Linked DNA regions of Homo sapiens: region 2 is linked to region 1. The links are chromatin loops, found by intact Hi-C in ENCODE. Cell type or tissue: GM12878. All regions are shown on one strand. Each heading gives the region's core, and the rest is flanking DNA. Links, peaks and the distances in the headings are about the cores only.

What was found. Hi-C counts contacts between places; a loop is a spot of excess contacts. Peaks named below come from ENCODE experiments on the same cell type or tissue, not always from the same donor. Only the 100,000 strongest peaks of a DNase experiment are listed, where the experiment ranks them.
Region 2: a loop joins it to region 1, with 2.8 times the contacts of the local background. A loop is called at or near these places in 2 of 110 quality-filtered maps.

What each region holds. Positions count from the first base shown.
Region 1 is chr2:215,013,685-215,029,463 of GRCh38, reverse strand. It overlaps ABCA12 (ATP binding cassette subfamily A member 12), which reads left to right. Exons shown (of 53, transcript NM_173076.3): 10 at 2,526-2,644; 11 at 3,685-3,791; 12 at 9,668-9,924; 13 at 10,016-10,128; 14 at 11,332-11,456; 15 at 13,801-13,974. LOC124906117 (a long non-coding RNA gene) reads right to left here and starts at 7,636. Exons shown (of 2, transcript XR_007088073.1): 1 at 6,741-7,636; 2 at 5,043-6,572. In GM12878, for the core only: no CTCF peak of the experiment used is centred there; DNase peaks (open chromatin) are centred at 9,693 and 10,223; H3K4me3 peaks cover 330 bases; H3K27ac peaks cover 4,117 bases.
Region 2 is chr2:215,130,272-215,146,050 of GRCh38, reverse strand. It overlaps ABCA12 (ATP binding cassette subfamily A member 12), which reads left to right and starts at 7,425. Exons shown (of 53, transcript NM_173076.3): 1 at 7,425-7,911. The coding sequence starts at 7,843. In GM12878, for the core only: no CTCF peak of the experiment used is centred there; a DNase peak (open chromatin) is centred at 9,170; H3K4me3 peaks cover 1,567 bases; H3K27ac peaks cover 4,685 bases.

The sequences.
Region 1 (15,779 bases), core at 7,194-15,193:
GACAGAAAGACAAACACAAAAGAAGGAAGGGCAATATTGGGAAGTGTGGGGAAAGGTGAGGAGAGGAAGGGAGAACCACCTTACTGAAGCAGGAGAACGACCCGACGTGTGCTTATCCGGTGATGCCTCATTGGGCACTTCTCAGATAAATGGCCAGTGTCTCTGCAGCTTCCTGCATCTCTTTTCCTTATGTATTTATCCTTTCCACAGATACTAACTCAAGTGTATGATGTACGAAATACAAATGCTAGATATTCTGTGATGGGGATGGGGTCGGGGTGAACAGGGAATGGGATACAAAACTAAATGGATCATTCTTTCAAGTTGCTCAGAGGAGAAATGTTTATATTGAAACCTCTACTTATCACTATAGCCAAATAAAATAGATGGATTATTCTACCCTCCTCTTCCCAAAATAGATGCAGTAAATTTATAATTATTCTCATAGTTTCATTTGTCTCTTCTTTGACGTCTTGGATTCTCAAATCCCATCTTCCAGCTTATCTTTAGAATATTCTTTCTGACACTGCTTCCCACTACCCTCAACATTCTGAAACTATCATTTCAAAATACCTGCTCAGGGTTTTTTGAGCAAGTGCTGTGAGTATATTGGTTATTATTATACCTTGGCTTGATTTGATTTGACTTGACTCACTGATGTCATAGGTAGACTACAGTCCATGAAACTTGACTGTAGGCATGACTTCATATTACATGCATAACCTATATAATAGGGTTAGTTTTGTCACCTGTCACACTCCTGTTGCATTTTTAACAGTAATAATGTGATTTAGAAATTTCCCTAATAGATAGTTTATTTTATTTAGGACAGAAAACTTACTCTAAGAATACACTCTCCTGGTCCTTCATTTGTGAATTGATCAATGGCATTAACTATCTATAAGGAGGCTTTGATAAATAATGAAGCTCACTGTCTAAAATCTCTAAGGTCTGAGTCCACCAAATATAGTATTACCAAGAGTCTCTAGTCAAGGAAATGCCTATGCACAAGCATGAGCGCTTGTAAAATGGATACTTTTTAAAAAAATATAAAGACTATGAATAGTATTTAAATGAGTCAGCCCTCTGACCACTTTGCTGTGCTCTGACTGCCAAGTTAGAGACTTTTCTTGCCATGTATTTCTTTTTCTTTTAAAGTTCCTCAAGGATCCAGTGTTGTTAACCCACATTTAAACACCCTGAGTCTTCTTTAATATTGATGAAAATATTTTCCTGCATTTACTAGCTATGCCAAGGTTAATCGTTCCCACTCGCATTTTAATAAAATCTAAGTTAAACATCCAGTAGGACTAGTTAATTTGTGTATTGTACAGTTTGATTCAAAACAGATGATCCCCAAATCAGCCATTGACATTTATTCTATCTTTACATAAAATTCAATAGTAGACACTAAGGAAAGAAGTTACAAAATAAATAGAGATGTAGCCTCACAGTTGAAGCGACAGAGCACACATAATACGCACATACTCATTCACATAGCCTTACTCACTCATGTAGCCTGAAAAATCTTAGGCCCTTTCCTTACATGCCAATCACTTTGAAAGGAAACCAGAAAGTGGTGAATTTGGAAACACTAAATTGGTTGATTAGAGAAAAAAGGAACTTATATTGGTCAATGGGATCCCATTAATTCAAAATTAAATGAATTCAAATCTAGTTATTCAATATTATAGGTGGAAAGGACCTAGCAGATCATCTAGCCCCCTAGCTTTCAATTGACAAGAGAAGAATCGGAGAGTCAGAAGGGGGTTGCCAGATTTAGAAAATGAAAAGTAAAAAAAAATTGCAGGACTCGTGGGATGTACTTATACACAAAAAAGATTATTCATTGTTTATCTAGGATTCAACTTTAACTGGGAGTCCAGTATTTTACCTGGCAATCCTCACCCAGTGACCTTTTTCTTTCATGTAAGTGTGCCTAGAAATTGCCTTAAGATGACCTATGATGGCATATTAAAACAATTAAATATAAAGATAGTACACATAGAAAAGGCAAGTGCTCAGAAGATCTAGAGTAGTGCTGCCCTTGTACAGTTAAACTGGGTGAGGGAAGACATCCAACTGCATAGTATTTCTTTCTTTTTTTTCTTTTTTTTTGAGATGGAGTCTTGCTCTGTCGCCCAGGCTGGAGTGCAGTGGCGCGATCTCGACTCACTGCAAGCTCCGCCTCCCGGGTTCACACCATTCTCTTGCCTCAGCCTCCAGAGTAGCTGGGACTACAGGCGCCCGCCACCACGCCCGGCTAATTTTTTTTTATTTTTAATGGAGACGAGGTTTACACTGTGTTAGCCAAGATGGTCTCGATCTCGTGACCTCGTGATCCGCTCGTCTCGGCCTCCCGAAGTGCTAGGATTACAGGCGTGAGCCACCGCGCCCGGCCAACTGCATAGTATTTCAATGTCCAAGTCAACCAATGCCAAACAAGGGACCAAAATGATCTCAACAAAACGGCTTTGCTTTACTTTTATATGTCTTAATTTCTATATTCTTTTCTAATTCTGCAGGCTCCTAATTCTGGAAAACTTTGAAGATGCCCTCTTAAATATATCAGCAAATAGTCCTTATATTCCTTACTTGGCATGTGTGAGAAATGTGACTGACAGTTTGGCCAGAGGTTCACCAGGTAATACTGTTCTTAACAGTCAAAATGCTGCTCATGGTTTCTACCTCTGTTCTAAAGTAGTGAGTTTTTGAGGCATTTGCTTACACAGGAAAGAAAATTTGTAAAATCTTAGTTTCCATATGCATCAGTTTCAGTCTGGTGATTTGATATACAAAGGGAATGTCTTGTCATAATATCATATTATTCTGTTGCTGCTGCTAGCACTAGCTGGCCACCTGGACAAACTTTAATACATAATGGCCATATAATGGATAATATGATAATGGCCACTGGGACAAATTTTCCAAGTGTCCAGAGTCATTAGAGGTTCATATGACCCTTCATGACATTTCTATGCTCTTAATAATCTTAGCTGTTAAAAAATGTTAAGGAATGATAATATAGAGTTCTAAAAGCGGGTGTAAATTACATAAACAAAGGCATTTTTGTGGCAGACTACTTTTATTTTCTACCCTTACACACTTTATTTGCAATTTTCTGCCTACATGGGCAACCATAAAGATTATATTTAATCAAATGTTTCTTTTTTTTGAGAGAAAAGACCTACTTTCTCACATTTTCTAGGACACACACATTCTTTTTTCCTACACCAAAAATAGTTTTCTGAGAGTTAATGGCAAGCAAATAGCACAACAAATATTTAAGTCCAGACTTTGTTTACAAGGTATGAATTAATCAAGGTTGGAAAGGCATATTTATATCACAGTGATTCTATAACCTATTCTTTCCAAGATACTTCAACTTAATAGTATATCCAAAAGTCAGGAATGAAAGCATAGTCAGTTCACAAAGAGCCAAAACTATGGAGCACCTTTGCTAGAAATATTTTTATCTCTAAGCTGATATTTTTAAAATAATGAACTCTGTTGTCCCCATGGTTCAAATAAAGGTTAAATTTTCATTCATCTTATGTTTGTATTGAGGTAGGCTATTATCTTAGGAAAAATTTAGTAATAAGTCAGGATAGAGGTGTCTTTCAAACTGGTTTCCTAAATGACCTTGCAATTCACATAAAGTAACTCTTCTCCCTTCCTTTACAGAAAATCTAAGACTCCTGCAGTCCACAATACGATTTAAAAAATCTTTTCTTCGCAATGGTTCCTATGAAGATTACTTTCCTCCAGTTCCTGAAGTCCTAAAATCAAAAGTAAGCCATGAAAGTAAAAAAAAAACAAAAAACAAAAAAAAAAACAAAAAGACAAAACAAACAAAAAAAAAACCTTAACACTTCTCATAATATTTGGCAAGATACACTTTTAAGTTTTAAATCTGATCTTTGTAAATAATGATGCTATTTTAACTCTAGATTTATAATGGCCCTACTTACGACTCTAGAAAAATGGTGACAAAAGAGTTTATGGCTGGATGCCGTGGCTCATGCCTGTAATTCCAGCTACTCAGGAGGCCGAGGTGGGAAGAATCACTTAAGACCAGGAGTTTGAGGCTGCAGTCAGCTGTTGTCACACTGTGCTCCAGCCTAAGTGACAGTGTGAGACCCTGTCTTTAAAAAGAAAGTTTTTAAAGAGTTTGATGTTATATAATGGTATTTTTTTTTAATCAGTGGAGATCTCGGCATGAAATGACCCAAAAGAGCCTAATTAGAGTATGCACATTTATAAGGGAATGGCTAACAATAGTTATCATATTAAACTTCATAATTTGAAAGAGATTTGAAAAAGGATTCGTAATAATAATTTCTAATTTGAGATGTCTTGTTTTAAAATTTGTAAAAGTAGATTTTGAAAGCTGATGTTTTAGATTTCACAGCATACAAAAATCTCAAAATGTGGTTCACCCTACTTTTATTGTTGTCATCAGAAGCTAAAATGAATAATTTATATTAAAATTTATGATACTAGAGAATGTGGGAAAAGGCAACCAAAAAATATATAACTGTATGTGGGAATAACTTTATGCTTATTTGTCTATTATTCTTTATCTCATGCATATAGTATACAGGTTATCATGAAATTTAGTTTATTTTTTAAATAACCCTATTAAAATTTGAAAGCTGTATTCCTAGAAAGAATAGCTATTTAATTGGATTTACATAGTCAGGAATAAAGTGAAATTAGAACTGGTTTATTCAGGGCAAGCAAGATGACTTGTATAGTGAACATGGTATAATTAAGCAGGCATGCAAAACATTATGTCCATGTATATTACAAATAAATGTACTACTTACCATTACCTACATTTTAGCCCTAGTCTTCTACATGCATCAAAATTTCTAATATACTTAATTTAGCATTATCTTAATTTGTTTGTGCAAATGAGAAGGAAATTGTGCATTCATCTGGAAAATTCCTACTCATCCCTCAAGGACAAGTTTAAATACCACTTCTTCGATAATATTAGAGTATCACCTTTCTTGCTGTTTTTCAGCCAGGATAATGACTTTTTCTTCTGTGCTCCTATAATATTTATCCGTTCATTTTTTTATCAATTATATGTACTCCCATAATACTAATCTATTTATTTGTAAGACATAGCCTCTTACCCCAAAGTGCTTATTGTCAATCCATTGGAGGAGATGGAAAAGCAGACCAACAATTGTAATACAGTGAGATAAGTGTTGTGATAGGTGGATAGAGGCTTCTGTGCATGGAGGCGGGATATCTAACATGGATTGTAAGGGATAGAGGTGGAGAGAAGAAATTCTGTAGAGAAAATAATGCTTTCTCTGAGTTTTGAAGGCTGCATAGAATTAGGTTAGTTGTGCATTCTAGACATAGAGTCCTGAGTTTAAGAAGATAGAGGCGTGAACTTGAAAGACAGGTATAGGGGTATCTGCAGTCATGTGTTCAGCTGGAACAGAAGATGCCCATGTGATAGGCAGAAAACAGGGCTGCAGGGTGAGGCTGAGCCTAGATCCTGACTTCCTTGTCAAGGAATTTGAATTTGATCATGAAAGTTGTAAATTTGAAGAAGGTGAAATTTGCATTTTAGAAAGAGACATCTCTAATGAGATGACATCTCCAGTGACAGTGAGATATCTGGCCTTTGGAACTTATTACTTGGCATTATAATTTGTTGCATATGTCAGGTCTGTTTTCCTCACTAGAGTTTAAGCTGATGAAATTATGCTTTCATCACCCCTAAAGCCCCACATAGTAGGAGCTTAAGGCTTGATTCATGAATGTATGAAAAAGTGAGGGTGTTAAAGTAGAGCACTGAGAATGTAATCATGCTCCCTGGGCAATTACAGTTCTTGACTTAGAAAGTCACCAGGAAGCACATAATATACACTAGGGAAATGGAAACACCACAGTCTCAACCATTTATACTAATAGGATGGGACTGGGGCTAAAAATAATTTAAAACATCATCCCCAATTTGAATATAATGCTCTCCTTCAGGGTTACATTATGGAAAAAGTTCTAGAAGCCACAGAAGTGGAAATAAACTACACTCGTTTCTTTTGAGTAGAAAATCTATCATCATTTATAACAAGCATGGCTGTTATTTGAAATTGACGGGACCCATTCAGTCCTAGACCACAAGCTCCATGAGGAATATTGCCAGGTCTGTTCCTTTACCATTGCATCCCCAGCACCTGGCATAGGGTATGACACATGGGAAACACTCAGTACCTATCACTGAAAGAATGAAGACAAACTCCTAGAGTTTCACAGTTACTGATGCTCTTACTCCCCTGCTTTGTTCACCCTGATAATTAGTATCATGCTTGTGACCATCAGTTAGGGCACACCCAATCTAACGCTTTATTCATGATATTCCTAAGATAGTGGTGAACCCTGGCATTCATTGGTGACTTTTCCCAGCTTTTTCTCCTTGCCGGAACATTCTGCTCTTCTTGAACTTTTGTGTTTTCTCCTCCCTTCATTGTTTTATCTTTTTTCTTTCCAGTTGCTTTGATGGGAAGAATAACTTCCTGATTAGGGAGCTATGCATAAAGTGGGTGTTCCTGTATTGGGCAGAAATACAAATAACACAATATTTTTATTGTAAAACCTGTAAAATTTTAAATAGACTCATTTTTCCCTCTATTTACCCACCAAGAGCTCAGGAATATTGCTGCTTTATCATTTTATGCCCATTGCTATTGTGAGGTCAGTACCATCATGTCACTTACGATTCTGATTCAGATACATTTGAAAAGCATCAGGCAGTGGAGAATTCAGTCACAGCTGGAAATGGCATTAGTCATCCGTTGTTCTATTTTAAACCTGAACTTTTACTCGTGATAAAAGAGAGAAGGGCTCTACATGAAGCTTTGGCAAATCTGCAATCTGAAGTTGACACATACTTTTGAAGAAAGAATTCTAATTCACTGAATTTATGTTGATGATTAATGATCTGTGAAGCTTCTAGAACTTTAATGCCTGTATTGTTCTCAGAATAAAGCAGTAAGTAATAACAAAGACAAAATGACCATAATGTTGCTCCTTGGTGGATATGCTTCTCAATGCCTTCCACATTATTGGCCCTGAATTATACTTTTATTTCAGAGAACCAAGCCTATTAGCCACAGTGTGGCTAGATTTCCAATGTCCTCTTCTATAACTTTTATCTCACTAAGCCAAGACTATACTATATGGAACTTTGCTGGTTTCCCACATATGTACACCAAACTTATAATTAAAAAACATATTTCAGTATCTACTGGGTAAAAGTCATTCAAATGTACAACACCCTCAAAGCTCAATTAAAACAAATATATTAGCCCAACAGAATTTATCTTTTTATTTAATAAATTACCACAAAAAACTCCCTGGAGAATGTAATATAGAGGCTTCACTCCATTTATTACAGGTTTAATCATATCTAGTAGCTGGAAAATCAAAAGAAAGACTAGAGTGGCAAATGCAGTTATAGGTGGTACAGTGATTGGGTCTATTCCAGAATGGAAAATCTCTCATAGCAATAACACTAGTAAGTAGAATTTTTGTACATATAAACCTATTTTTGAATAGTTCAAACCCAGAGGTCAACTATAATATTAAGTACAATGGAAAATAGACCAATGATATTTACTATCTAAGATGACCAACATTTAATTGCTATAACTACGTGTAGTTATAAACCTCTCATTAAAGACATATCATTGTGCCTTTCTTATTTGATAATATAGAAATAAATATTCCCAAACATTTGCCGGTACCATAAAATACTTCATTTTGGTCAAACTGTAACTTCTGATTAGAAACTGAGCTGCAATGAATGACACATAGGATGTCATGTTTCTTAGGATGTTGTTCCAATTTATTTCCCTTCTTAAAAGAAACAGCTCTAGGGTAGCTTCCAAGCACAATAGAATTTTCTTTCCCAGGGGCACATATTATTTTTTCCCCAGGATGTAGGGCATGGAATATATCCTCAGAACACATAGAACACAGTGAACTGATAGTGAGAGGAATATCATTGACAGGATAGGAAATTATTTGATTTTCATTTTCCTCTTTTTCCTCCGGGTGTGGGATTTTTAAACCCCTTTAAGCACTTTTTAAAGCACTTTGAAAGACAAAAACACCGAGTATCCTGTAATACCTAAGAGAGAAAATAACGTCAATAACGGTGCAGACACTTCCAAAAAATCAGGCGTCTTCTCGTCCATAGTTTAAATACAGTCTTATTAGAATGAATGTGATCTTCATGCTGCAGTTCAAGAAAGGCTTTTAAAATTTTTTGTTAACCTTTAAAAATTGTCGACTGGCCACAGTGGCTCACATCTGTAATTCCAACACTCAGAGAGGCTGAGGCCGGCAGATGGCTTCAGCCCAAGAGTGAGACCAGCCAGGGCAACAAGGTGAAACCCTGTTTCTACAAAAAATACAAAACATTAGCCAGGAATGCAGGTATATGCCTGTAGTCCCAGCTACTTACTCGAGAGGCTAAGGTGAGAGGATCACCTGAGCCTGGAGGTCGAGGTTGCAGTGAGCTGTGATCGTGCCAATGTACTCCATTGTTTCCACAAGAAATACAAAAAATTAGCCAGGAGTGCAGGTATATGCCTGTAGTCCTAGCTACTTACTCAAGAGGGTAAGGTGGGAGGATCACCTGAGCCTGGAGGCCGAGGTTGCAGTGAGCTGTGATCGTGCCAATGTACTCCAGCCTGCGTGACAGAGTGAGACCCTGTCTCAAAAAATAAAAATAAAAATAAGAATTGTGGTAAAATAAACATAACATTTACTATCTTAACCATTTTTAACTATATAGTGCAGTTGTGTTGAGTACATTCACATTGTTGTACAACTAATCTCCAGAACTCATTTCATCTTGTAAAACTGAAACTCCATATTCATTAAACAACTCCTCATCTTCTACTTCCCCAGCCCCTAACAACCCACATTTTGCTTCTGTCGCTATGAATTTGACAACTCTAGGTACCTCATCATATAAGTGGAATCATATAGTATTAGACCATTCACCTTTCATTTTCGAGACTGGCTTATTTCACTTAGCATAGTATCCTCAAGGTTCATTCATGTTATGGCCTGTGTCAGAATTTCTTTCCTTTTTAAGGTTTAATAATATACCACTCTGTGTGTGTGTGTGTGTGTGTGCATACATTCCCACCAACAGTGCACAAGGGTTATAATTTCTCCACATCTTCTCCAACACTTGTTATTTTGTTTTTTTTTTTAAATAGTAGTCATCTTAATGGGTGTGAGAAAGAAATACTTTTTAAACGTTCTAAAACAAACTTGCTTTTTATCTGCCCTTACATATGATTTAAAATATAAATCAAAATATAAAATTAGTCAAAGTATTTGTGAGTTAAGCTGGATAAAACTAAACTCCATTTTTTAAACCTGTGACTCCACAGAGAAAGACAGGTCTAATAGGCCCAAAAGTTTTACCAGGTTCTTACGAGAACAATAAACTCAAATGACAGACGGTAGTACTTCATAATAAAACTAACGCCAAATGCCAACTAACCACATACATAGGCAGAATGTTTTTCTTAAAGGAAATCAATTGTGGTTGCTTATTATCAACTACTATATATGTAGAAAAATGTAACTAATCTATTTCCCACTCTTTTCCCTTTTTGGAAAGCTGTCTCAACTTCGAAACTTGACCGAACTTCTTTGTGAATCTGAAACTTTCAGTTTGATAGAGAAGTCATGCCAGCTCTCTGATATGAGCTTTGGGAGCCTGTGTGAAGAAAGTGAGTTTGATCTGCAACTCCTCGAAGCGGCAGAGCTGGGCACCGAAATAGCAGCCAGCTTACTGTACCATGACAATGTCATATCTAAAAAAGTGAGAGATTTGCTGACTGGAGATCCAAGCAAAATTAATTTAAATATGGATCAGTAAGTTTTTCCATTGTCTTCTTCCTTGGTGAAATCTCTTTCAAAATATTGAAATACTTAGTTGAATTTCTTCTTTTCTGTTTTGTTCCAGGTTTCTAGAACAGGCACTGCAAATGAATTACTTGGAAAATATCACTCAGTTAATACCGATCATAGAAGCCATGCTGCATGTCAATAACAGTGCAGATGCTTCTGAAAAGCCAGGTGTTTCCCCATCCACATTTTAAATCTTGTCTTATTAGAATGCATGTGATTCTCACGCTGCAGTTTAAGAAAGCTTTTTTGAAGTTCCCAACCAAACTCGCTTTGCTATCTGCCCTTACACATGAGAAACCTGAAGCATTCAAATATGGTTACTTGTCTAAAGTAAACACACAGAAAGCTAGCAGAGAATGAAACAGGGAAATCTGATTTCACAGCAAAAAGATCTTCAAAAGTTTAACTAGTTAGACCATTCACCTTTCGTTTCTCTGATATATTAAAGTTCATCCCATAGTCAGCTGCAAGGGCAACAATGAAATTTACTTGCTTCTGTGAAAATAACCTGATGGAAAAAAACCAAAAGGATGCACTGTTGTCTACAGAAATCTCAATTCAGAACTTTCTATTAGTATTCCAAGCATGAGGTATCATGCAATACGTTTCTTCTTTGCATAATTCCTCAATACTGAAAGGAAAGGCATTCAGAATTTTGGACAACGGGCAGCCACAAAATTGGAATGGCACTAGATTGAAAAATAAAAAAAAGATATATTTGCATGAAGGATACTTAGATGGAAAGGCATTTGCAGGATGATTATTACAATCTGCTAAAATCTAAATATTGTTTATTGTGCCATAAATGACCCAGAAATAAAAGAATTATAATCACCGTCCTAAAAGAGTTTGAAGTTAAACACGTTCTATTTAAAAGTGAGATAATGATTGTAAAAACCCTTTATAACTGTAGTGTGACTGTAGTTAAAGAAAAATGCTCTGTGGCATTATGTGTGGATTTATCAAACTTTGTCCTAAATTGACAATATTACATGATCCCAGATTAAAAAAACATATTGAATCTGTGTGATATTTTAAATCAAATGGAGAGATATTTATTTAGTGCATTATGTGATCAAAATCTGTGAGGAAAGCATATTTTCCTTAAATAAACCTTGACTTGTAGATACCTAAGGAAAATTTATAACTCAGAGCAATCTGTTACCTCGGGTTTATGATATAATAATAAGAACAAATCTAAATCAGATAGAAATAGATCCTAAATATGCAACGTTTGCCAAAACTGGGAGACATCTGCCCCTGAGAAGGCACGTATGTCTTAGTCTAGAAGGTTTCTCTATGTTAGTCATACTAAAAAGAGTGACCTGACAAACCAACATGGGTTTTCTTTTTACATTTTTCTTCTTGCAGGTCAGTTACTAGAAATGTTTAAAAATGTTGAAGAGCTGAAAGAAGATTTAAGGAGAACAACAGGAATGTCCAACAGGACTATTGACAAGTTGCTGGCCATTCCCATCCCTGATAATAGAGCTGAGGTGGGGTGTCATGTGTTTGTACTTACATGCAGTTCTTAGAAATTTAAATAGCATTTAGCATTTGTTGAGCGCTTACCAGTTAAACACTGAGAAGTTGCATGCTAATCTGGTGAATTTTCTATGCAAGTGATAAACCTGGAGGCCTCATTAAAGATAGAAGAAAAATTCTGAAGCAAGAATTTTATCACTATGTGTCCCTTTTCTCTTTATTTTTCCTTGTCCTTTCCCATGCCCCATTTGTTCTTTCCTTTTCCTTACCCCCAGATGGCTTCCTCAATCAATGAGCTTGCAGTGAGCTGAGATCGCACCACTGCACTCCAGCCTGGGCGACAGAGCGAGACTCCGTCTCAAAAAAAAAAAAAAAAAAGAATTATATTCACTGTCGCAATTACATTGTATGAGGTGAATTTGTACCTACTCAAATGCTATCAAAGTCAAACTTCAGTAACCTAATTGGGGGAAAATGTATGGAGACTACTTACTATTGCTTGCAACTAAAATTAAAATGGATATCCATTTTTACTTTTTAAAAGTCGTACAGCAAGACATAGCATATACAATAGATGTGGTCAAGGGAACTAAGGGTAAGTTTGTGGTTGTAGTAAATATTTTTTGATGTGAAAATGAATAATGTCATTTCTTCATATGCTGGTAATAGGGTTTTCCACTCAAAATGTCTTATCTTTTATTCTTTTTCCAAGTCCATTGTCTGGAAGTGTCATGGAAATTTTCCAAAAGAGCTGCAGAGCTTAAGGCCTCATCCATTCAAACCTTATGTGTGACAGAGTGTGTCATTTCTAAGCACAGCCCAGTTATTTTCCAATATTGGATAGTTTCTAAAAAGCCTTTAAGGTTCCCCTTAAAAAATATTGCAGCTATCTCTTGTCATTTTAATTGGTTCCCCCATACAAAAATTAAAACAGCTTTGCCTTTACTGTACTAGTAAATAATATTCATTGATCTTTTCTCTTTAATCTCACCTTTTGATTATTTGATCCTAAGATATAATTTCAGCAATCAAGTTTTTGGCTTCTATAGAGCAGGTTCATTTTAGTAAATAAAACGTGTAAATGGAGAGTCTACATTCTTATTACTTTCAAGAGGAAAGAGTGAAAAGTTCCTGTGGCCTTGAATGTTATACGCTTTTCTCTTTATTTCAACTCGGTGGCAATAAAGATGACATCTTATTTTGCGTAATCATACCTCACTATCTACAGGAGCATTACTGTTCAAGATGGGTAATTCACATGATTGTAGGATCTGAAACTCTTTTTCTTTGCTTTACATCTCTGGACCCACAGAGTATATTGCCTAAGATTTTAATTTTGAATGATTACAAAAATTAAATGCAATTTGAATTTATTAAGAGTGAGATTTTAAAGGGAGCAAAGTCTTTTTTTTTTTTTTTTTTTTTTTTTTTTTTTTGAGACAGAGTCATGGTCTGTTGCCCAGGCTGGAGTGCAGTGGTACAATCTCCGCTCACTGCAAGCTCCGCCTCCCGGGTTCTCACCATTCTCCTGCCTCAGCCTCCCGAGTAGCTGGGACTACAGGCACCCGCCACCACGCCCGGCTAATTTTTTGTATTTTTAGTAGAGACGGGGTTTCACCGTGTTAGCCAGGATGGTCTTGATTTCCTGACCTCGTGATCCGCCTGCCTCGGCCTCCCAAAGTGCTGGGATTAGAGGCGTGAGCCACCGCGCCCAGCCAGGGAGCAAAGTCTTAAACTAACGTTTTCCCCAAACTTACTCCAAACCACTTGTCTTTCTTGGTATCATCATTCACCCAGCTGTTCAGGCAAGAAATCCAGGGGCCATCCTGAATGTCTCCTTGTCTCTTTTTTCCCCATCTTTTTTCTTTTATTTTTGAGACAGAGTCTCACCCTGTCTCCCAGGCTGGAGTGCAATGGCGCAATCTCAGCTCACTGCAACCTCCACCTCCAGGGTTCACGTCATTCTCCTGCCTCCGCCTCCCGAGTAGCTGGTATTACAGGCGCCCGCCACCACGCCCGGCTAATTTATTGTATCTTTAGTAGAGACGGGGTTTCACCATGTTGGCCAGGCTGGTCTCGAACTCCTGACCTCGTGATCCACCCGCCTCAGCCTCCCAAAGTGCTGGGATTACAGGCGTGAGCCACCGCGCCCGGCCTCCCATCTTATTTCTTAAGTGAACTATTAATTCTCTATTGTCTTATTAATAGTAATTAGTGCTTTAGATGAAAAGTTGTTTGATTCTTGAGGACCTTTTGTTTTAGTTTAAAATTTAGAGTATACAGAAAACCTCACAAAATGAACAGTTGACTCTCGAATGATTCACAGTTGAAATATTTTTCTTCCTCCATTTGCAGATTATTTCTCAGGTGTTCTGGCTGCATTCCTGTGATACTAATATCACCACTCCCAAACTAGAAGATGCAATGAAAGAATTCTGCAACCTGTCTCTTTCAGAGAGATCCCGGCAGTCTTACCTCATCGGACTCACCCTTCTGCACTACTTAAACATTTACAACTTCACATACAAGGCAAGTTGCTGTTGGTTAAATATGTTTATATTCATGGTTTATATAAAACTATTTAATTATACATTTATGTTCTCTGATACTATGAGGGATGAGATCCATTTATTCGGCTTTTGGAATTATTGCATTATGTTAAAGCTAAATGCAACCTTAGAGATCATTTATTGCAATTTTGCACGTTTTATAGATGTGGAAACTGATATTATTCCTTACTAACTCTCGGTTTGTGTATCAGAGACCAATTATTAAATTTAATATGTACTGTTACTGTGAAATACAAATGTTGTATTTCAAAAGTGTTAAATGCAAATGTTGCAATTATTATTTTTTTAACAGTGAACAGACATGAAGTTGGTAGGGTTAAAAAAGATTAGAAAAAAGGGGTTTCTTAATTAAAAATAGGCTTTTTTTGGCGTTCTTTAAAAAAAAATTTCCTGTTTCCTTCATCAATTTAGATAGAGGCTACCATTACATACCCAGAAGGAAAAACAAATGGTTGTTATTAGAGCTTAGTAAAGTCAGCATTGACTTCATCTTGCAATATGCAGATGCTCTATGAGTACTTATTTACTAAATAACCGAAAGAAAAATATAAACATAGGAAAATTAAGCACCTATGTTCACCCAAATTTCACTTGGGTCAAAAATATTTACATGTTCTTAAAAACACTGAAGAATTATCCTTCTCTGTAGTAAACACAACCAAAAGGAAATAGCTGACATATTTTTGAGACATAGCCACAGGGATAAAAATGTTTTGGACTAGTTATAAATAATTCTGCTCTGAGTTACTGTCATCTCATGCCTATATTTCTGCAGTGGTCTCCTAACCATATCCCTTGCTTCCACACCTACCCTCTACCCCTCTCCCTAGCACCTTGCAAGCAGCCTGACTGATCCTTTTAAAACTTAAAGTCTCATTATATCACCCTTCTGCTCAAAACTTTCCAGTGGATCTCCATTTGATTCAAGTAAACCCCCAAATTTTACAAGGGCCTTATGATCTGCACAATGATTCCTCATCACTAAAATCTCATTTCTTACTTGGCTACTTTCTGGACCCTGGCTCCAGAGTTGCTGTGTGGCACAACTCCAGAGACAACCCTTCACATGATTTGCAAGGCTATTTTTTTTTTTGACTTTGCTTAACATTGACCTTTTCAGTAAGGTCTACCCTGACCACCCTATTTAAAATGCAACCAATGCTACCTACAGCACTCTCAAATCCCCTTTTCCTATTCTGGCTTCTGTTTTGCTTCCAGCCAACTATATATTTTATTAAATTTTCATTTTTAAACCTTTTTTTTTTTTTGAGTCAGAGTCTTTCTCTGCCACCCAGACTGGAGCGCAGTTGTGCCATCTCGGCTCACTGCAGCCTCCACCTCCTGGTTTCAGGCAATTCTTGTGCTTCAGCCTCCTGAGTAGCTGGGATTACAAATGTGTGCTACCACACCCGGCTAATTTTTGTATTTTTAATAGGGATGGGGTTGTATCATGTTGGCCAGGCTGGTCTTGAACTCCTGACCTCAAGTGATCCTCACACCTTGGCCTCCCAAAGTGCTGGGATTACAGGAGTGAGCCATCGTGCTTCGCCCATTTTTAAAATGTATTTGCCGTTTGCACCACTAGTATGTTAGTTCCACAAGGGCCTCTTTGTTCACTGAAATATTTTAAATGCAAAGAACAGTGTCTGGCCCATAGGGAAATGAAGCAAATACCCATTAACTCAGCCAATGGTTATTTTACATAAACTATAACCTACAATGCATATGACATGAAATTACTATTATTACTTTGCCTAAAATTTT
Region 2 (15,779 bases), core at 4,832-12,831, 120 kb before region 1:
CCTCCTTTTCTCACTGACCTACTGCAATTAAAGTAGTATTTACTTTGCTTTGCCATATCATGATTCAAAATCAAAGACTTTATTTTAAAAAAAAGAAACATTTTAGTTAGGAAATATCATTGCTAAAGAGAGATATTACTTTTATAACATTAAAGGAATTGAGCAATTCTTTTGAGTGTGAGTTACAATATCAGTTATGTAACAATTGCTGTCAGTTTTACGTTGCCATATTAAGAAGCTAGATAATCTTATGAATTCATGGAGAGGTTAAACATTTCTACCACGGATGGATTGCTTCATACTTAATTGTTCAGACTGGGTCATCCAGATGAAGCAGGGTAGGCTAACTTTAATTTTTCAAAGAGTGTTATAAATATGAAAGCGACAAAATACTCAATCTTCAAAAAGAATTTCTGGGCTCCTGAGAATATGTCAGGGATCCCAGAGAGGTTTACACTTCTCCTCACACTGTCTTGAGTATAAGAAAAAATAGAAAGTGACAGTATTTCATGTGTCCTGATGTATAATTGAATATTACTTTGAGTTTGAAATAATTGCTGTGGAATTAATCTCATTATCTTCCTTGATTGTCATTGTTCTGAAGGTTCCAAGTGATCAAGCATTATTTTAGCCAATAGTAATAGTAATTAAGTGTAAAGAGTTGGTGAAATTTTTACTACTTTAGGAGCTGCTACCAGAGTTTCTCATATGGTGAAAAGAGAACAGCTTTTATTCTAGTGACTGAGAAGCTTGGATGTGAATGTATTCCTCTGGAGTCTGGAGGTCAGGAAGCACTATAGCTTCAGAGAAGGGTTCTAAACTACTCAGCAGAAACGAGAGGAATTTAATTGTCCTAGAAAGGGACGAGGAAGAATGGAGTAAAGAGAAGAAGGAAATGGAAGGGGGAGAGAAAAAAGGTTGAGTTGGGGAGATTATGAGAGGCCATATACATGCAATTACTTGTCACCCCCTAATCATTAATAAGTGTGCTAATCACGCCTGTAATCCCAGCATTTTGGGAGGCCGAGACGGGCGAATCACTTGAGGTCAGGAGATTGAGACCAGCCTGACCAACATGGTGAAACTCCATCTCTACTAAAAATACAAAAGTTAGCCGGGCATGGTGGCAGGCACCTGTAATCCCAGCCACTCAGGAGGCCGAGGCAAGAGAATTGCTTGAACCTGGGAGGCGGAGGTTGCAGTGAGCCAAGACTGCACCATTGCACTACAGCCTAGGCGACAAGAGAGAAACTCAGTCTCAAAAAAAAAAAAAAAAAAAAGTGTGCTAAACTCACAGAATACTTTGTGTGTGGTTTTTTTGTTTTTGTTTTTGTTTTGTTTTGTTTTGTTTTGCTTTCAATTAATATACACCACCAATGAGTTTCCATCTGGGTTGTATAGGGTATTAACCCAAGCCACTGCACAGATGGCAGGAATCAGGGAGGCAGAAGTGGCCTCAACTATCCTCTAGGTTATTTATATTTGTTTGATCTTTTAGTTTAATTCCCCAGTAAACCTGTAGGCCGAGAATAATTATCACCTCACTTTCTAGATAAAGCAATTGACCCTCAGAAAGTGGTAGCTTGGCCTCAACACCTATCTCGTCAGTAGGGCTCCTCTGCTCTTTCCCTCCACATTCTCTGCTTCTTTGTGCAACAAAACAATTCTTTCAATAAGCCCTATGGCTTTCTCTCCCCTTGCAGTAAGTGTGTACCTTCGCTTTCAATGTGATTTGACATTTCTCACATGGCCCCTAGTTTAGGGAATGAAGTTGCTATATCAAAGTGGCATCTTGCCAATGACCTTCTGATGCTGCAGAGCCATGGTGTCAACAGAATTCTGTTTCATGGGCTCCCTGTGCTACACAAAATGGTTGTTGGCTCTAAGCAGTGAACTTTCATTATTGGAAGAAGGCTGATGATTTGAGGGTCAAGCTGTAGGTGAGAATGAGATTATGTTTCCCATAAAAGTCTCCGTGGTAGAGAAGTTTGTGCAAGTCTCTCAGAGTGTTTTGGACAAATTTCTTCTTTTATTATTGTCTATATATAGGTCACAACTAGCTTTCAAAACAATTCCATGGTCCAGAAAAAAACCACAGGTAGTAACAGAATGGGGAAGATTAACGTCATTCCTGCCACTTAACATGATTATTTTAGATTGAGATATATTTATTGCGTGTTATATGGGAGTACTTCCCCCTTGGAAAAGGGTTAAAATATAAACTTGATGCTCCCAATTATAATACAAATTAATGAATGCACAGTTAGTTAATTTAGAAGTTGATATGTTTAGAAAAATACCATGGGTGAAACTATATGCTGCAAAATTTGATTCAAAATCTCTGTCCAGTTATCTGTAGCAAGACTTCACTGATACAATAGCCATATGTTCTGCTTGTCACATGCTGTCATTAAAATACTCATTAAATGCATATCTGGAGAGCCAGATGTTTCATTTTTATTATATACCATTTTCTTCCCATTTACAATCCATATGTGCTTATCTAATGGTTAAAATTTTGTGAATTTTTTTACATACTTTTGAATATACTTTTTATCTCTAGCCACATATTTGTAAAGAAGCATATATAGTACATATTTACATCTATATAAACACATACAAAAATGGATATTTTTGAGTGTGGACTTGTGAATTTATCCTACTCTATTTGTACATTCTCTTGTTCAAGAGTCAAGCTATCAGCTACCACTATACATGCCAATCAGTTGTTCCCTTTCACTTCCCCCTGTACCTTTCCTTCTCCTCTGCTTCCAAAATATTACTGATCAGGCTGGGCGTGGGGGCTCACATCTGTAATTCCAGCACTTTGGGAAGCTGAGTAGGGTGGATCACTTGAGGTCATGAGTTCAAAACCAGCCTGGCCAATATGGTGAAACCCTGTCTCTACCAAAAGTACAAAAAATTAGCCAGGCATGGTGGCACATGCCTGTAATCCCAGCTACTAAGGAGGCTGAAGCAGGAGAATCGCTTGAACCCGAGAGGCAGAGGTTGCAGTGAGCTGAGATTGTGCCCCTGCACTCCAGCCTGGGCGACAGAGCAAGACTCCGTCTCAAAAACAAAAACAAAAACAAAAACAAAAAAATATTGCTGATCAGTTAGTGCTTGAAAGAGACTTCTCAACTAAAATGTTTGATTATTGATTTGAATTGAAATTATTGACTAGTTCCTTTACCCCCTAGCCTTATGCTTTCAAAGTAATACAGTAGTAGTTGCACATACAAAATGGGAGGCTGAGGGGGGCGGATCATGAGGTCAGGAGTTCGAGACCAGCCTGACTGACATGGTGAAACCCCATCTCTACTAAAAATACACAAATTAGCTGGGCATGGTGGCACACGCCTGCAATCTCAGCTACTCAGGAGGCTGAGGTGGGAGAATCACTTGAACCTGAGAGGTAGAGGTTGCAGTGAGCCGAGATTGCACCCCTGCACTCCAGCCTGGGTGACAGAGCAAGACTCCACCTCAAAAAAAAAAAAAAAAAAAGGAAAGAAAACCTGTGTGTTGCTCAAGATTGAGGGGACAGATAACTGGTTGACTTATTTTTCTTATATGTTGGAATTTGAAAATGCTAGAAATGATCATTTTCTAGCTTATTTAATAAAATTAATCTTTTCTAAGATAGTTTTTGTTGTGCCCAAGAGAATGCATGCTATAGAAACCTTTACTATTGGGATATTCTTTTTTAAATTGCTCTGGGAACAGGCCAGTCATCAAAGACTAAAACACATGCAAAAATTGGCTCGTTGTATTTTTTCCATGAAGAAACAAGCGATAGTAGATAAATATATAGATTTGTCTTTTAAGCTGCTTAAGGTGTTATGAGGGGGAAAACATAAATTGAGAAGAAAAAAATACTATTTTTCATTTTCATTTTTCCTTTAAAATGGAGAATTGATTATTAAAACTTACATTGCAAAGAGGAGGAGATGATCTTTCTGAATACTCTACGCTATATCTTTCCATCAGTTTAAATAGGTTGGCCAAAAATTTCTAAATTTTACAGGCATCAGTTTTTTTTTCTTAGCCTCACAAGATTATAGCTACACATGTAGTAAAATTAATTCAACATCACCAGTTTAAGAAAATGATTACTCACCCTGAGTGAGTGGATGAATAATTCTTCACAAGATGGGAAATCACCCTGAAATTGCCATACTCACATGGCTCAATGTAAGATAATCAATTGATTTACAAACTTGGTCCCTGACATGACTGTGTTATTTGTGATGAGAAATTCCATGCCATTGAAATCACCTTGGAGGGATAAGGTGCTCTGTAACAGCTTGGAGTGAGCGAGACTTTTTAAAGCTCCCTTGAAATATGTCTTCTTTTCGGGTTTTGTGGATCAGATTTTTACCAGTTGCTTCTTGACACAATTCTTTTGTCTACATTATCATTGGAGTGTCTCAGTGCTGAAAACTTGAAAATCCTGAATCTGATACCTTCCTCACACCCACCTGCTTCATAGCATCAGCTATCAACCTCTTACATCGCAAGTGGATCTTAGGCAATGAGGTATTAGCAACTGGTGCCTCATTATGGTAATCCTTGGGTGGAGTCCCACCCTTCTTATAAAAGAAGGATGCTGTTATTTTTACCATGAGTTAGCTTCAATTTCCCAACTTGTTGCACATTTCCACCTAGGTTAAATGTGTGCACTTGCTGTGTTTTCTTACCCATGCTTGCTTTATTAGGGCCTGTTGGAGAACAGGTTTTGCAGACACAGAAACCTGGGTTCAAATTAATGTTCTGACACCCATTATCTGTGTGACCTCAGGAAGCTACTTGTCCTATGCATCTTCACGTATACAGCAGGTAAAATAATGTTGACCTCACAGGTCCTGTATGCAATGAGTATCCCATAGCACCTTAATGTAAAAGTCAGTTGATGGTAAAACAAACAAACAAACAAAGTTGTCACTGATGCTATACACAACAACCAGTGCTGAGACAAAGGAGTAAAATTATAATCTGGTTGCTGTTAAAATTTCTGAACTGTTTTACATCATCACTAACTCAATTCACTTGTTTTTTCTATTCAAAAACAGGGTTTCAAGTCTCAACTTCAATCAGTTTCTCATTCTACTAACATTTTCATCATCCCACAGCATCGGCTTTATCATACTCTATCTCTTAAGAAGAGTTTCCAGGAACTTTTCATTTTAAATCCGCAATATGACATCTCCTCCTCTTTGGCTTTAGGTCCCTAACTCTCCAACTTTATCTTCTACTACTTCAGACCAGCTCTTAGATTTAGTTGGGTCAGAATTCTCACCATTCAGGAATACAGAATTTATCTCAAAATTGTGGTGTTCCATGAGACTTGGTCCCTGTACTCAAGGGGCTCAGAGTATGGACAGAGAGACAGACTGACTATACTAGAAGGTAATAAGGGAGTTGGCTATCTGTGCGAACAAAGCTTTATGGGAAAACAGATGAAGGGGTGATTAATTCAGCCGGGGGTGGGGGTGTGGTGGGTGGAAGTGCTGGAAAAGGCTTCAGAGGGGAAGTTACACTTGAGTCAGTCATTTGAGAATGAGCACAATTTCATTTTGGGCAGAGGGAACAGCATGACCAAAGCCTGAAAGTGAACAGTCCTCATCTAAAGTATTCTAGCAGATGGCAGGAGGGAGGGCTGAAGGTGGAGAGACAACTGATGAAGCTGGCAAGAGCCAGGCTGGGAAGTGCCGTGAGGCTCTATGAAGAAGCCTAAAAGAGCAGCCTTCCTTCTCCTGAATTCCTGGAGCAACTACTCTTTGTGAACTCATTTTGGCCATAATTTTTCATGCGTGTACTTACAAAAAAATCTCTACAAGTGATTTATAGACCTGCCTAGAGAAACAGGGAAAATCCCTGATGTTCATTTGTTTCTCAGCTCTTCCTGTGAAGTGTAATACATGGGACTGGAGAAAACATAGCACAGAGATTAACAGTACAGAAACGAGGTTCGAGTTCCTTCTCTGCTGTTCCCACTGTCCTCACTGCTAACTAGGTGAAATCCAGCAAGTTATGGCACTTCTAAATATCACTTTCTTTCACTGAAAATGGGAATAATGACAGTTTCTATATAATAGGACTCCTAGGATGATTCAATAAGTCCTTAGCAAACATTGCTACCCAATTAATAGAATTAATTGACTACTTACTATGAGGCAGGACCTGTGCTAGATTCCTTTTTTTGGAGGGGGGATGGAATCTCACTCTTTTGCCCAGGCTGGAGTGCAGTGGCGCCATCTCAGCTCACTGCAACCTCTGCCTCCCGGTTTCAAGCGATTCTCCCTCCTCAGCCTCCCAAATAGCTGGGATTACAGGTGCCCACCACCATGCCTGGCTAATTTTTGTGTTTTTAGTAGAGACGGGGTTTCACCATGTTTGCGAGGCTGGTCTTGAACTCCTGACCTCAAGTGATCAGCCCGTCTCGGCCTCCCAAATTGCTGGGATTACAGGCATGAGCCACCGCACCTGGCGAAGGGAGAACTCTTAATGCTTTAACGGATTTTGCAAGTAAAGTCTGGATTAGTCAGGGTAGGTGTGAGGATCAAAGGGGAGCTTCACCCTACTAGCCTTGGCTCCAGTAGTTTATTCAATTACATTCAGCAGCAAGTATTGAACACTAATGATATGTAAAGTACTGTGATATAAAATAGTCCATGTCCTCAAATAATTTATAATCTTGTAGGAAAAATAAGACATACACAAATAAAAATAATGCAAAAACTTTAAGTTCCTTGAGAGAGGGCAACAAAGAATGATTCAAAGGCAAGAGAATCTATCCTATGGGATATATCCAAAAAGGCTTCATTGAAGATGTCAACTTGGGGATAACTTTGAAAGGCAGGATCTTAGAGAGGGAGGAATGTATCATGGAAAGAGGAAATAGAAATGTCTTGGATCAGCCTGTGTCCCCTTTCACTATAAGAGCCTGAAACAATGTGGCTTGTCTGTAATAGACACGTGAATCTCCACTCACGAATTGAGGGACTCCAGTTTGTAATTTATGTCCCCTACAGCCTACCTTTCCTTTTCTGCCCTGTGCTTAACCTAGTACATTGTGATGAAAGGTGGGACCTGGCCAACATAGTTTCTTCCCCCAAAATCGAAACATTCAACTTTAGGTTAAAGGTGGACACTTTCCCTAGTATATCTAATGATGGGCTGAGGCTCAGAGCTTTGCAGCTAAGCTCTGGCCTTATTGACTTAAATCATTTTAATGACACTTTAATATTAAAGAGTCACTGGGCCCAGTGTCTGTGAAATGCTCTCTGTGCCCTGCCTCTGCTAGAGCAGACACTGTGTGCAGGAAAGAAGACAAGAGAATGTAGGACAAGTCCTACTGGCCTTGCAAAGGTCCCACCCCCTAGTCCCTGTGACGCATCCAGTGCAGGTGACATGTTCTCTAAGGTGTGGATAGGCAATTAATTTCATGGAGAGTAGGAGGTGTGGGTTCAGCTGCTGCTTTTTTTTTTTTTTCAGTGAGGCATTATCTGAATGATGCTCATTCTCTCTTGAGTCTGGACTTCGTGCAACAAGCAGCAACTGGATATTATTTTAAAATAAGCATAAGCCACCCAAAGATACTGATCTGGGTCCTTCTTTTGGAAGAAGAGTTGATTGAGAAGTGCCTCTTGGTTAAGGATTAACCACAGGGAAAAATCCAGCAGAAACAGAAGAACTGTGGGTTTCTTACCCCAGCCCTCAAGGAAGCTATGCCGTGAAAGGGGTACTGATACACTGACATACAGCAAGTTGGACGGGGCATCAGTTCTTCATTTGTGGAGTGGAGAAAAGAAGAGGAAATCTCTCATTTGGGGCATTTGAAGGATGGCTTCCCTGTTTCATCAGCTTCAGATCCTGGTCTGGAAAAATTGGCTAGGTGTAAAAAGGCAGCCGGTGAGTTAAAAAAAAGTGTGGGAGTATGGGTCATGGGGCAATACGCCAGGTAATCCTAAAATGTGATCTTAATGAGAAGTGAAAACAGAAGAGTTTAAAGGCATTTTCCAAAGCAGGAAGTAAGATATTTAGAATTCATCCCCCTATCTGTCTTATAGCTAATGGAGCGAGTCTTAACATGCCCCCAAAAGCAGCCTTTTCATTTCAGTAAATTAAAGAGTAAACCAGGACATGCCCTGGGCAAAAAAAAAAGAACATGACTCATTACTGGCTGAACTGGAACGTTGAATTCTGGTTTCAAGCCAAAAGGCTTTCAGAATTTTTCTTAATGTAGTTAAAAATGGGATAGAGGAAAGAAAAGTATTATTTGAAATGTACAATAAATGGGAAGAAATATACTGGAAAACTGAAAGCCATAGAAAGTTTGGTTGAAAGGTAAAATACAGAACAGAAATAGTTTGAAGGCTATTAGTATAGAAAAGCTACTGAGAAATTTTAGTATCTAAAAATCATTTACTGGGAATACCAAACAAGAGTATGTATATGTGCTATGTTTTAAGAATATTATTGAATCACTTAGCTTTACTACTACAATCTATCTTCTCTTGCTCATTGCAACGTCTTTTTTGTACTCTTACATTAATGTTTGCGTTCTAATTACAAAGTTAGCTATTAGATCCTCATCAGATGGCTCCCAGGATGATTGAGAAAGGAATTGGTTTCTGGGAGTTGTTATATATTCAGAAGAATGTTTGAAAATCGGGGAAATCCAAAAAGGTATTCAATATACTTTATTTTAAAGTGGTAATTCCCAGCCTTGAATGAGTAATGTAAATATTATGCAAATAATATGCATCACACAGAAACCAGCACTTTATCTATGCACCTTATCTCGCTCCAGGCTTGCTTGGATTGCCTGACACTTTACTTGAGTGTTTTGATGTGTGTAGTAAGAGGAGGAAGTAGATGTTCATTTACCCTTGTGAATTTTGTGGGTAGGGTTTTAAAATTCTAAGGCATGTGATTGCATGGGTGTGGGGTTTGAATATAAAATTATAAACTCATTCATGTTTTTATTTGTTTTTTAACTGGAAAAAAAAAAGCACAGAAGAAAACCTCCCCATAATTATCATGTGGTTGATTCTGTGTGGCATAAGCAGGGAAAGGATCCTGGGTGTGTGGATGTGGTCATGTGGTCAGAGCATGCGAGTTGGGGCCCCTGCCACTGCTCCTCATGTAACTTAAGTAGCTTAAGACAGTTTCTCTAAGCACTGTTTTTCCCACCATGATGTGGCATGATGAGTTAGACGTGACATGATTAGTTAGATGTGGCATGAAGCCTGCCACATCTAACTCATTGGGGGAAGTACCAAATGTGCTAATGTATTTCAAAGTGCTTTATAATACTGACACACTTAGCAAATAGATTAGTGAGGGATTTGAGGCAATGTGTGTCATATTTTATGCAGATTAATAATGAAAGGAAATTCAGGAGAAGATACTGTGGGTAAAAGGAAGAAATCCACGTACAGTCAAGTTTGTAAGTGATAAAAATTCAATAGCTAAAAACAAAAACACAGAGGAACTAAAATCTGTACGTGTTATTGTCAATAATCTGAATGCTGAGGTCTGTTTCTTTTACAACTCTATTTTGTGTAAAAAAAGTTATAGGAAAAAAAAACACCCAAATCTCAGGTGAAGATGTTTGTTTTTCATTGAGAAATTTTATCTTTAGAAATTTTAATGACAAATTTTTTTCCTCATTTTGAAAGTAGTAGGTATATCAATTTTCTCCTTTGGGGTTTCTCTTCATTTTAGTCAGTGTTTGTGGACATGGTGAAATATTTAGGGGAGATGTAAGTCAGATATTAAAAGTTTTTCAAGCATGACACCTTGCATTATTCCCATCTAGTCAAAACCCCTAAATAAACTCTGGTAACTATACTTTTCCTAGGGAGGGAGAATACATGAGCCATTAGTTCATTTTGGGACAGGGAATGATTCAGATCTTAAGTGCACCTTAAACAAATGGAAACCAGAACAGATAAGTCTTCACGGCAGAGTGAGGTCAGAGAAAGTCCAAAATTTGGGACAATACAGAGGCCAACCTGAATCCATTATAACCAACCAGAGGGACAAGAGAGACCTGTAGAAGATGGTGATGCAAAAGGAAAAGGAAGGACAATTCTGAGTGGAGGGGGAAAGGGCAAAGAAAGAGAAATTTCCTTCACAGTTTCGCCTAGGGTCAGCTCTGTCTCTCCATGTTGGGAAAAAGACTTGAAGACACGTGTGGGAAGGATATATGTGCGATGGCATTACACTTAAAAAGGAAGAGAGGAATAAGAGGTTGGAAAGTTGGAATTAAAGATCTAAAGGGGGATAAAATGAAAAAAATTGTCTAAAGAGAAATTATAGGCAAATTAGAAGACAGACAAAATGTGAAATGAAGGTACATATGAATTTGAGGAGAAGAGTGTTTTTGTAGGAACTAGACTTGGTTATCCATCAAATAATAATTTAAAATGCAAGCATTTATATTTCTACATTCATAATCATTCTAAAAATTGTACTTTCAAAGTATACTTTTACTCACAGCAAAACAGAAATTAAGCTATGGACACAGGAAATTTATAGTCCTTACTTAATGGTAAAGAAAAATGGAAGCATCACCACCATGACAACTTTGCCTAATATTTTTTAGAAATTCCATCACAAAGCAAGGTGGTGGGAAGACTAATTCAAAAGAGAAGAAGTTAAGAATCTATTAATGGAGAAACAAATGGCACATGAAAAAAGCAAAGGAAAACAAAGATATAGTAAAAATATTAAGGTAGATTGGAGATAAATGAGGAAATGTGTTGATTATAAAAGTATATGCTGGGGCTGGGCGCAGTGGCTCATGCCTGTAATCCCGGCACTTTGGGAGGCCGAATCAGGTGGATCACTTAAGGTTAGGAGTTCAAGAACAGCCTGGCCAATATGGCAAAACTCTACTAAAAATATACAAAAATTAGCTGGGTGGGATGGCAGGTGCCTGTAATCCCAGCTACTTGGGAGGCTGAGGCAGGAAAATCGCTTGAACCTGGGAGGTGGAGGTTGCCGTGAGCTGAGATTGTGCCACTGCACTCCAGCGTGGGTAACAGTGAAACTCTGTCTCAAAAAAAGAAAAATAAATAATTTTTTTTTAAAGTATATGCTGGCCAGGTGCAGTGGCTTATGCCTATAATCCTTTGAGAGGCCAAGGCAGGTGGAAGACTTGAGCCTAGGAGTTCGAGACCAGCTTGGGCAACATGGTAAACCCTGTTTCTATTTAAAAATACAAAAATTAGCTGGGCATGGTGGCGCATGCCTGTATTCCCAGCTACTTGGGAAGTTGCGGTGGGAGGATTACCTGAACCTGGGAGGTCAAGGCTACAGTGAGCCTAGATTGAACCCCTGTACTCCAGCCTGGACAAAAAAGTTTGACCCTGTCTCTCTCTCTCTCTCTCTCTCTGTTTGTCTCTCTCTCTCTCTCTCTCTCTCTATATATATATATATATAGAGAGAGAGAGAGAGAGAGAGATTATATATATACACACATATATACATATACGTATATATGTACATATATACGTATATATACACATATACATACGCATATATGTGCATATATACGTATATATACACATACACATATGCATATATGTACATATATACGTATATATACACATATACATATATGTACATATATACATATATACACATATACATATATGTACATATATACATATATACACATATACATATATACACATATACATATATATGTACATATATACATATATACACATATACGTATATATGTACATATACATATATACACATATACGTATATATGTACATATATACATATATACACATATACATATATATATGCTAAAATAGAAAATGAGAAGAGAATTACAAACAGCTATACAATCCGAGAAACAGGATGAGAATAGCATAAGCTAAATATTTAGTTTGGCTATAAAAAAGGGAATCTTTAATTTTGGTGGTGACTTCCCTCAAAATTATTCTTGGAGTAAATGTCTCTCTCTTTTTTTTTGTAAAGTAAGATATCAGAATTCTGGAATATTGGGACATATCTAACTGACTTAATTTTACAGGGTCCTAGAATGCTCAAGGGACTTGTCCAAGGTCACACAGCAAATTTAAAGCTCAAAGTCAGATTTCTTCAAGCATGAATTTATTCTTTCCATCACTTCCTGATGCTTCTCTATTGCTGCTGAGTTGAGTTTTTTCTCTAACATTCTCTGATCCCACTTAACACTTAGCCCACCAAAGAACAGATAATATCTGCTAAGGAGGCCTTGGAAATTGATGATTTTTAATATCTGTGGTAATATCAGTTCTCAATTGTATTGCCAAAGAAATGAATACTAAAGGAAAGTAAAGAAAAATACATTAAGTACTAATAGAAATGTTAGGTAATAGAGAAAGCCAACCAGGTGCAGTTGCTAACCTGCTGGGCTTGTAATTTAACTTTAAAAATAATGAAATAATGAAGAAATATTCCAGCAGAGATGGTTAGCAATAGGAAGGCTTACCTAATGAGATGCTAGTTAATGACAGGGAAGAGTCCTGGGACAGCAAAGAGATTGCAGGCTGAAAGACTAGATAATATAAGAGTTTGTCTTCCATTAAGATGACGAAGTCTATGAGAAGTATGAGATTATGTAAAGTGACCAAACCTACACATTATTGGAATTCTTGATAGAGAAGGAGAAAAAGTAAACAACTTGAAAAACATATTTTAGAGAATAATTCAAGAAAATTTCCCCAATCTTGCTTGAATGGTAGACATCCAGATATTACCAGAGATTCGGATAAATTTAGAGAACACTTGTGAGAGTTCATACAAGCCAAACGTCACCAACTCATGTAGTCACCAGATCATCCAAAGTCCATACTAAAAAAAAAAAAAAAAAAAAAAAAAAAAAAAAAAAAAAAATTAAAGCCAGCTAGAGAAAAGAGTCAAAGCACCTACAAAGGACAACTGGTTAGACTAACAGTGGACTTCTTGGCAGAAGCCCTGTAACGGAAAAGATGAGGATCTATTTTTAGCCTCCTTAAAGAAGAAAAAATGCCAGCTGGAATTTTATATCCTGCCAAACTGAGCTTCATAAATGAAGGAGAAAGTCTTTCCCAGACAAGAAAACACTAAGAGAATTTGTCATTATTAGCCTGGTCCTACAAGAAATTTTCAAAGGATTTCTAAACATAGAAACAAAAGGACAACACAGAAAAAGATACATAAGTACAAAGCTCACAGATCTTGTAAAGCAACTGCACAATAGAAACCTCAAAAGAACTAGCTAACAACATTACATCAAGAACAAAATCTCACGTATCAACATTAACTTTTAACATAAATGCCTCAATGCCCTGCTTAAAAGATGTAGAATGGCAAATAGGATTTTAAAAAAGACATGGCCATCTTCTGTCTACAAGAGACTCACCTACTGAGTAAAGATGCATTCAGACTTAAAGTAAAAAGGTAGAAAAAGATATATCACACAAATGGAAAAGAAAAGCAAGCAGGAATAGCCATTCTCATATTAGATAAAACAGACGTTAAACCAACAACAGTTAAAAAAAAAAGACAAAGGCATTGTGTAATGATAAAAGGCTCAATACAACAAGAAGATTCAACTATCCCAAGTATATATTAACCCAATACGGAAGCACCCAGCTTTACAAAATAAATACTACTAGACCTAGGAAAACAGATTAATAGCAATACAATAATAGTGGTGGACTTCAACACCCCACTTATATTACTAGACAGATAATCAAGGCAGAAAATCAACAAGGAAACTCTGGACTTAAATTGGACTGTGGAGCAAAAGGACCTAATAGACATTTATAGAACATTATACCCAACAACTGCAGAATATACATTCTTCTCATCTGTGCATGAAACAGTCTCCAAAATTAACTGTATGCTTGTCCAAAAGGGAAGTCTCAATAAATTCAAAAAAATTGAAATCATATCAAGTAGCTTCTTGGACCACAGTGGAGTAAGATTGGAAATCAATACTAAGGAGAAGCTTTCAAAACTATACAAGTACATGGAAACTAAACAACTTTCTCCTGAACAGCTTTTGTGTAAACAATAAAATAATGGCAGAAATTAAAAAAATGCAAAACAAATAAAAATAAAGACACAGCATACCAAAGCTCCTAGGATATAGCAAAGGCAGTGCTAAGAGAAAAGTTTATAGCATTAAATGCTTACATCAAAAAGATAGAAAGCTCTCAAATTAACAATTTAACATCACACTTGAAGGTACTAGAAAAACAAGAGCAAAATAAAATAAAAGCTATCAGAAGAAAAGAACAACACAGATCACAGCAAAAATAAAGGAGATTCAGGCCAAAAAAAAAAAAAAAAAAAACAATAGAAAGGATCAATGAATGAAAAGTTGATCCTTTGAAAGGCTAAACAAAATTGACAGACCACCAGCTAGACTAAGGAAAAAAGAAAGATTCACATAATTACTAGAAATGATAAAGATGACATCACAACTGTTACCAGAGAAACAGAAAAGATCATCAAAGACTACTGTGAATACCTCTATTCACACAAACTAGAAAACCTAAAGAAAATGAATAAATTCCTGGAAACATACAACCCCCAAGATTAAACCAGGAAGAAATAGAAACCCTGAACAGACCAATAACAAGTAATGAAATTAAACCAATAATAAAAAAAATCTCCCGATAAAAAAAGCCCAGGACAAGATGGATTCATGGCCAAATTTTACCAGATGTACAAAGAAGAGGTGGTACCAATCTTGGTGAAACTATTCCAAAAAAAAATCGAAGAGGAGGGCTCCCTTCCCATCTCATTCTATGAATCCACCATCACCATGCTTATCAAAATCAGGCAAGGACACAACAACAACAAAAAAGAAAACTACAGGCCAATATTTCTGCTGAACATAGATGCAAAAATCCTCAACAAAATACTGGTAAACTACAACAGCACATGAAAAAATGATTCACCATGATCAGGGAAGCAAGGATGGCTCAATATACACAAATCAATAAACATGATCCACCACATAAGCAGAACTAAGCACAAAGACCATATGATCATCTCAATAGATGCAGAAAAAGAATTCCATCAAATCCAACATCCTTTCGTGATTAAAAAAAAAACCCTCAGCAGACTAGGCATAAATGAAACATACCTCAAAATAATAACAGTCATATATGACAAACCCACAGCCAACATCACGCTGAATGGGGAAAAGTTGAAACATTTCCCCTAAGAATTGGAACAAGACAAGGATGTTCAGTCTCACTACTCCTATTGAACATAGCACTGAAAGTCCTAGCTAGAGCTATCAGGCAAGAGAAAGAAATAAGAGGCATCCAAATTGGAAAAGAGGAAGTCAACTTATCTCTGTTCAATGAGATGAACAGGTATATGCCATGATCATATACCTAAAAAACCCTAAAGACTCCTCTAGAAGTCTTCTAGGCCTGGTTAGTGACTTTAGTAAGTCTCAGGATACAAAATCAACATACTCAAATCAGTAGCATTTTTCATACACCAACAATGATATATCTGAGAACCAAATCAGGAACTTAAGGCCATTTAAAATAGCCGCACAAAAAATACCTAGACATATATTTAACCAAGGAGGTGAAAGATCTCTACAAGGAGAACTACAAAACAGTGATGCTTTAATTTCTTTAAATTGTAGATAACACCAATAAATGGAAAAACATTCCATGCTCATGAGTTGGAAGAGTCAATATTGTTAAAATGACCATATTCCCAAAGCAATCTATAGACTTAATGTAATTCCTAACAAATT